2 separate regions of the Homo sapiens genome follow, and region 1 is linked to region 2. Evidence: read pairs that join two places in POLR2A ChIA-PET (ENCODE). Cell type or tissue: GM12878. All regions are shown on one strand. Each heading gives the region's core, and the rest is flanking DNA. Links, peaks and the distances in the headings are about the cores only.

The links. ChIA-PET counts read pairs that join two places held together with the same protein. Peaks named below come from ENCODE experiments on the same cell type or tissue, not always from the same donor. Only the 100,000 strongest peaks of a DNase experiment are listed, where the experiment ranks them.
Region 1: POLR2A ChIA-PET joins it to region 2 with 5 read pairs; 3 of 35 experiments call an interaction of 5 or more read pairs at or near these places.

The regions. Positions count from the first base shown.
Region 1 is chr3:100,728,918-100,733,321 of GRCh38, reverse strand. TFG (trafficking from ER to golgi regulator) reads right to left here. Exons shown (of 8, transcript NM_006070.6): 5 at 650-814. Among named protein-coding and RNA genes, the nearest start is that of TFG, 22 kb to the right of the region's middle. In GM12878, for the core only: no CTCF peak of the experiment used is centred there; a DNase peak (open chromatin) is centred at 2,571.
Region 2 is chr3:101,424,705-101,429,108 of GRCh38, reverse strand. All of the region lies in intron 4 of SENP7 (SUMO specific peptidase 7), which reads left to right. Among named protein-coding and RNA genes, the nearest start is that of SENP7, 86 kb to the left of the region's middle. In GM12878, for the core only: no CTCF peak of the experiment used is centred there; no DNase peak of the experiment used is centred there.

The sequences.
Region 1 (4,404 bases), core at 88-4,087, 700 kb after region 2:
ATCACCCAACCTGAAGAACAGAGAGAAGACTGAAGAAAAATGAACCTTAATGACCCATGAGACAGTATCAAGCTCTCCAATGTATGTGTTATTAGAATCCGAAAAGAGAAAAAGCAGGAAAAAATAATGAAGAAATTATAACCAAAAGTTAAACAGAATAAAACAATATAGGTACTGCTTTAAGGTTAAAAACTTATTTATATAAAAACCCACTGTATACTCAAGCAATTTAACAAGAAAATCTACATTTAATTTTCAATTTCTCTAAGATGAGGAGATAAGACAAATCAAATATAATTCGAATACTGCAACTAATCAAATTATAAAATAGTTCAGATTTTTAAAAACTTTCTAAATTTTACTTTCAAAAATTTACTTGAACCCAACAGTGCTTATTCTTTAAGGGGGAGGGTGCTACTCTTGGGGAGAGGACATAAGAAAGCTTTCTGAAGTGCTGGAAATCATCTACATCTTAATCTAGTTAGTCTTTTACATAAGTGTACACATATGTAAAAATTTGTTAAGCAGAACCCTTAAGATTTGTGCACTTCACCATATCCAAGTTATTCTTCAATTAAAGAAAGAAGGAAAGGGAAGAACGGAAAGATGAAGGAAACGAAGGGTGTAAAGGAGTTGGAAACCAACTTACCTGAAACCTGATCATCTGTTAAGCCAAACGCTGACATAACATTTTTATTGATTTCATCTTGGTTTTTTAAAGGATCAAAAGCAGACATACTTGCTGCCATAACCTGAGTAGACTGTTTTCCAGAAGAATCAGAAGCAGACTTTTCTTCCCTACCATCCACAGTATCTGTAAAAATAGAGGAATAAACAAAAACTTGTTTCCTTTTTATCTATATTCAGTAAGGCCTAAAAGTACAAGGGAAATAATGCAGGTGTATAATGATAGTCTGGAATGTTAAGCATGTCGGAATATAGGATTACAGATCATTTTAATTCCTTTATTTTTTTTATATTTTTCCTTCTAGTAACAGGGAGAAGAGGGCAAAAAGAAACAGAAGATGAACAAAAGCTTTCCAAAAAAATTATTTACCTCCTTTTGTAAGAAACATTAGATGAAAAAAATACAAGCTCCTTGATAAAGAGAAACATTTTACTTTTTTTGGTTTTTTTGGAGCCCAATAACCTATATCCTAGTATCAGATACCCACTGGGCACTCTGGAAATAATAATTATAGGAACTAAGGCTTTATTTTATAAAAAGAAACTGAACTAAGGTTATAATCTCAAATTTTACATTTTATTTCTACTGTCTACTGGTCCACTATTAAATTACATGGAAATCAAGCCAACCATAATTAATTCATAATCTTCCATAAATAGCACATTAAAAACATTTTTGAATTTGCTACCTTCTATTTTAATATGTATTACTTATTAAAATACTTATTAAAATGCTTACAGATGAAATGATGTATATGGGATCTGCATCAAAATAATACAGGAGGGGAGCCGGGTGCAACAGCTCATGCCTGTAATTCCAGCACTTTGAGAGGCCGAGGTGGGTAGATCACTTGAGGTCAGGAGCTCGAGACCAGCCTGGCAAAACCCAATCTCTACCAAAAATACAAAAATTAGCTAGGCACAGTGATGCATGCCTGTAATCCCAGCTACTCAGGAGGCTGAGTCACGAGAATCACTTGAACCCAGGAGGCAAAGTTTGTAGTGAGCTGAGATTGTACTCCACTCTGGGTAACAGGAGGGGCGGAAATGTGTATAGTGTAATTATATGATACTATAAGTTGGTAACTGTTGAAACTGGATGTGGGTTTCTGGGATTCATTATAATGTCTACTTTCTTATATACTTAAACTTTTCTATAATAAAATGTTTAAAACAACAACAGAAAAACAAAATGTCAAATATTATGAGCAGGTTAAATTTAAAATCATGCTTTTCTTCTCAGGATACTAAGATATTCCACAGGCATTTATACTACTGTCTTGTGAAAGAAAAAGAGTTCAAGAATTTTAACATACATTTTACAAATAGGAATCCAAGTCCAAGATACAAAAGACATCAAAAGAAACAAACAAAAAACACGAACAAGTAAACAAAAAGACTGTTGCTAACCATTTACTCAATTAAGGGACAATGATTATCACTTTTGTTACCAAGCAAGTAAATGAACATCAGTTCTTAGATCACCCCTGTAATCAATACAAAATGTATCTTCTGAAAAAAATGTTAAGTGCTAAACCGAATATAAGTACCCACAGCACACACTGGCTGGCAGCTCATTCATTCCTAACATACCATTCCAGGCTACCCTAATATTTTCTAAATGTTTGGAAAAAGAAAACTACTACTAGAAGTATTCCTTTAAAACATGTCTACCAGTTATCTATCTTCCCTACCAACTTCCTTCCTCTAATCCCAAGAGCATACCACGTCAGTCTTACAAGTTGTTTCCCCTCACATCTCACTACCTATGCCTCTTTTCACTTATCACAAACTAAAACCATCAGGAAACATACTATACGTCCTACTACTTGCTCCATTAGCTGCTGGAGATACTGCAACAGGTCAATCTTCTATCTAAGGTAGTTTACACATCATTTGCCTCTTAAAGGAAAACAAGCATCCAAGAACCGCTGTAATAGAGAGCTGAAGACCACAGGTGGCCACATTTCTTGGTGAGGGTAAGCCACAGGTTCTAAATAGCACTGATAGCTGATTGGCAATTTCATTTTGTGGACTAGATTTCAGTTTCTGATGTATGGTTTTCTTGTTGTTTTTGTTTTCTAAAAAAATAAGAACTATCTCTAAAAATATAATGCAGATTGTATTATTCTTATATCATCTTATCATCAGATATGTCAGACAGGACACAATAACTAGAAAATGGCCATACAAGAAAACAACATATGGCATGATTTCCAAAATGCAGAGAAGAAACCAATTTTAACACCTTTTACATTAACATAGGTAAAAAGCTAACAGTATGTATAAAAAATATAGACACAAAGAATAAAGTATAAACAGTAGCAAGAAAGAGGTGAGGAAAAAGTTTCACCTAAAGCAAAAAACTCATAAATCCATTCCTTAGAGTAGAATGTGGGCCACTGTAGCTAATTTCTGAACAGTATTGGCTATACTGGTTAAATTCTCATCTACACTTCTTAATATTCTGCAGATGGTTAAATCCCCTGAAATTATATGCAAATGTTGTGTCAGCATCTATGAATTCTTCTGGAAAAATTGTCTAACTTTTTCATTGATTCTTGATCTAAAATTGGAAATTTTTGTTTGGAGAGGTAGGGCTCAGAATAGGCAACCTTCTTTGACCTGAAATATAAAAGGTTTCATCATAAAGTGACCAAGAGGATCTCATTATAGTATTCAGCAAATCTCCATTATGTTCTGAAATAGAAGTGCAACTAGGAATAATCAATCACCAAATATTTATTAAACATCTATCATTAACATAATTCCATATGACTATTAGAAGACAGGAAGAGAGAAATGATGGAAAATACATCTTTATTTAAACTGTAACTAAAATAAAAATAGAAAACAAAAACTTCCAAAATATTTAGTGGCCAAAAATAGAATACATACCATTTATCCACAAAAATTATCTCATGTTAAGCCCTTTATATGCAGTCATCCAGTCTAGACTTTTTTTAAATTACTATTTCACAATATGGACAGTTTTAAACTATGAAAATTATAAGCAAACAAAGAATTTGTAAAAAGAAAAAAATAATAATAAGAGTTTTCTTTAAATGCAACATCTAAGAATCTTAAAAGAAGAAAGCAGTTTTTTAACTGTACTTTCAAGTCATTAACACATACTTAAAGTTCAGTCCACATTTTAAAATACATTCGGTCCCAAAATTATGTCAGTTCCAAATGTTGACACATTTTGCTTTATCTTAACACAAACAGTACATGTCATTATACAATGGGGAAAAAATTAGTTTTTCTTTAATTATTATTAAAAACTGTGTTTCAAATTTACAACATACCATTTTTAATGAACATTACTAATCTAAGTGATTTTTAGTTGAAAATACTTCCAACACTATGTAATTATTCATGAAATGATTTTCAATTCCCAAGGTTCATTACTTATCTATTATACTAAAAAGGGTTCATGTGTCAAAAGGATTTGAAAACTGACCTGTGTAACAAATCCAAAAGTCTAAGACTAGTTGCGAAAGAATCACCCAAAAAACACTTTAAAAATGGGATTTCCAGGTGCTACGCTCCAGTAGGTCTATGATGAGATCCAGAAATTGGTATAATGAAACCTCCTAGTAATTCTGATGAACAGCAAAGTTTAGGAACACAGACATAAATACTAGTAGAGAGGCAGAGGAAGAAACAAGAGTGACATTGGGGATGCCATCCTTCTCCTACTTAAAAAGAGTTTTT
Region 2 (4,404 bases), core at 337-4,336:
AACTATACTACAAGGCTACAGTAACCAAAACAGCATGGTACTGGTACCAAAACAGATAGATAGACCAATGGAACAGAACAGAGGCCTCAGAAATCACACCACACATCTACAACCATCAGATCTTTGACAAACCTGACAAAAACAAGCAATGGGGAAAGGATTCCCTATTTAATAAATGGTGTTGTGTAAACTGGCTAGCCATATGCAGGAAACTGAAATGACTCCTTCCTTAGACCTTATACAAAAATTAACTCAAGATGGATTAAAGACTTAACTGTAAGACCTAAAACCATAAAAACCCTAGAAGAAAACCTAGGCAATATCATTCAGGACATAGGCATGGGCAAAGATTTCATGACTAAAACACCAAAAGCAATGGCAACAAAAGCCAAAATTGACAAATGGGATCTAATTAAAGAGCTTCTGCACAGCAAAAGAAACTATCAGCTGAGTGAACAGGCAACCTATGGAATGGGAGAAAATTTTTGCAATCTGTCCATCTGACAAAGGGCTAATATCCAGAATCTACAAAGAATTTAAACAAATTTACAAGAAGAAAAAGAGAACCTCATCAAAAAGTAGGTGAAGGGTATGAACAGACACTTCTCAAAAGAAGACATTTACGCAGCCAACAAACTTCTGAAAAAAATTCTCATCATCACTGGTCATTAGAGAAATGCAAATTAAAACCATAATGAGATACCATCTCACGCCAGTTAGAATGGTGATCATTAAAAAGTCAGGAAACAGCAGATGCTGGAGAGGATATGGAGAAATAGGAACACTTTTACATTGTTGGTGGGAGTGTAAATTAGTTCAACCATTGTGGAAGACTGTGTGGTGACTCCTCAAGGATGTAAAACTAGAAATACCATTTGACCTAGCAATCCCATTACTGGGTATATACCCAAAGGATTATAGATCATTCTACTGTAAAGACACATGCACATGTATGTTTATTGCAGCACTATTCATAATAATAAAGTCTTGGAACCAACCCGAATGCCCATCAATGATAGACTGGATAAAGAAAACATGGCACATATACACCATGGAATACTATGCAGCCATAAAAAAGGATGATTTCATGTCCTTTGCCAGGACATGGATGAAACTGGAAACCATCATTCTCACAAAAGAAACACAAGAAGAGAAAACAAAACACTGCATGTTCTCACTCATAAGTGGGAGTTGAACAATGAGAACACATGGACACAGGGCAGGGAACATCACACACCAGGGCCTGTTGGGGAGTGGGGGGCTGGGGGAGGGATAGCGTTAGGAGAAATACCTAATGTAAATGATGAGTGGATGAGTGCAGCAAAGCACCATGGCACATGTATACCTATGTAACAGACCTGCATGTTGTGCACATGTACCCCAGAACTTAAAGTATAATAATAATAAATAAAAAATTTATTTGATATTCTTTTCTTCAAAAGAAAAAAAAGAAAAAGAAAAAGGAAATTCTGTGCTGATGCATTGTACCTGAATGAAAGCAGAGGTGCATTTTGCCAGGTCCCACAGAAATTTAATTTTGCATGTATTGAGGTAATCATGTGGTTTTTGACTTTAGCTCTGTTTATGTGATAAATCAAATTTTTTTTTTTTTTTTTTTGGAGACAGTGTCTTGCTCTGTCACCCAACCTGGAGTTCAGTGGTGCTATCTGGGCTCACTGCAACCGCCACCTCCCGGGTTTAAGCAATTCTCGTGCTTTAGCTTCCCGAGTAGCTGAGACTAAAGGTGTGCACCACCACTCCCGGGTAGTTTTTTGTATTTTCAGTAAAGACAGGGTTTTGCCATGTTGCCCAGGCTGGTCTCAAACTCCTGAGCTCAGGCAATCCTCTTGCCTCGGTCTCCCCAAGTGCTAGGACTACAGGAGTGAGCCACTGCACCTGGCCTCAAATTTCTGATTTGCATATGTTGAACCCCCGTTTCATCCCAGGTGTAAAGCCTGCTTGATCGTGATGAATAAGCTTTTTGGTATGCTGGTGGATTTGATTTGCCTGTATTTTGTTGAGGACTTTTGCATTGATGTTCATAAAGGATATTGGCCTTAAATTTTTCATTTTGTCTCTGCCAAGTTTTTGTATCAGGATGATGCTGGCCTCATAGAATGAGTTGGGGATGTTAGCTAGTTATTATGCAGACTTGTTTCTGTAGTTGCTTTATGGTGTCACTGGTCTGTGTACTTCAGTGTGTTTCTGTAGTGGCTGGTAACATTGTTTCCTTTCCATATTTAGTGCTTCTTTCAGGAGCTCTTCCAAGGCAGGTCGTGTGGTAATCAATTTCCTCAGCATTTGCTTGTCTGAAAAGAATCTTCTTAGGCTGGGTGCCATGGCTCATGCCTGTAATCCCAGCACTTTGGGAGGCTGAGGTGGGAGGATCACTTGAGGTCTGGCGTTCAAGATCAGGCTGGCCAACATGATGAAACCCCCGTCCCTACTGAAAATAAAAAAAATTAGCTGGGCATGGTGGTGGGTGCCTGTAATCCCAGCTACTCGGGAGGCTGAGGCAGGACAATCACTTGAGCCTGGGAGGCAGAGGTTGCAGTGAGTCAAGATGGTGCCACTGAACTCCATCCTGGGCAGCAGAGCGAGACTCTATCTAAAAAAAAAAAAAAATCTTATTTCTCCTTCACTTATGAAGCTTAGTTTGGCTGCATATCACATTTTGGGTTATAATTTATTTTCTTTAAGAACATTGAATACTGTTCCTCAATCTGTTCTGGCTTTTATGGTTTCTGCTGAGATGTCTGCTGTTAGTCTGATGGGCTTCCCTTTGTAGGTGACCTGACCTTTTTAGCTGCCTGTAACATTTTTTCTTTGATTTTGACCTTGGAGAATCTGATGATTATGTGTCTTTGGGATGATCTTGTGAAATATCTTACTCGGGTTCTCTGCTAGGCCTCTCTAGCTAGGCTGGGGAAGTTCTCATGGGTGACAGAACTCATGAATGATAGGTTGGGGAATGTTGGCCTCTCTGACTAGGTTGGGGAAGTTCTCATGGATGATATTCAGAAATATGTTTTCCATGTTGGTTACCATCTCTCCATCTCTTTCAGGTACACTAGTGAGTTGTAGGTTTAGTCTCTTTACATAATCCCTTATTTCTCAGAGGTTTTGTTTGTTTCTTTTCATTCTTTTTTCTCTATTTTTGTCTGACTGTCTTATTTCAGAAAGTCAGTCTTCAGGCACTGAGATTCTTTGCTCCACTTGGTCTATTCTGCTATTAATACTTGCGATTGCATTATGAAATTCTTGTATATTTTTCAGCTATATCATGTTAGTTGGTTTCTTTGTGTACTGGCTATTTTGTCTGTTAGCTCCTGCATTTTTTTATTGTGATTCTTAGCTTCCTTGGATTGGTTTTCAACATACTCTTGCATCTCAATGATTTTCATTCCTACTCATATTCTGAATTCTATTTCTGTCATTTCAGCCATCTCAGCCTAGTTCAGAACCCTTGCTGGAGAGATGGTTCGGTTCTTTGGAAGAAAGAAGGCACTCGGGCTTTTTGAGTTTTCAGTGTTCTTTTGCTGGTTCTTTCTCATCTTTGTGGGCTTAAGTTCCTTCAGTCTTTGAAGTTGCTAACCTTTGGGTAGAGTCTTTTTCTTTTATCTTGATGACTTTGAGGGTTTGATTGTGGTAAAAAGTGGAGTCAGCCAACTGGCTTTGTTTCTGGAAGATTTTAGGGTACCAGTGCTCAGCTCCCAACTTCTCCTGGACTGTGTGCTCTAACTCTGTGGGACTTGTATCAGACCCCAACTTTGTTCTCTGTTACCTCAAGGTTAGGAATCCACTGTGTTGGGGGGCTGAGGTGCTCCTGGACTGCTGGTCACTACTCTCCAATGGGTGGTGTCAGCTAAAGCATTTCATAGTGCAGTAGTGCAGTGGCAGCTGGATGTATCCTCATTTGCATGTGCCAGCAGCAGTGGTAGTGTATTAGTGTGTTCTTAGGCTGTTGATAAAGGCATACCCCTGACTGGGTAATTTATAAAGAAAAAGAGGTTTAATAGACTCACAGTTCCATGTGACTATGGGGGGACTCACAATTATGGCAGAAGGTGAAAGGAACATCTTACATGGCGGTGGACAAGAGGGAATGAAAACCAAGTGAAAGGGGTTTCCCTTTATAAAACCATTAGATCTCATGAGGCGTATTCACTTCCATGAGAACAGTATGGGGAAACTGACACTATGATTCAGTGAACTCCCACTAGGTCCCTCCCACAACACGTGGGAAGATGAGATTTGGGTGGGAACACAGCCAAACTGTATCACGCAGTGTGGCCTAGTGCATGTCTGTTGGCTGTGGCAAGGTGCTAATGGGTGCCAGGGTGCCTGTCTTCATATGAGTGTTCACCACAGTGGCAGCGGCAATGTGGCTGATGGGGAGCAGGA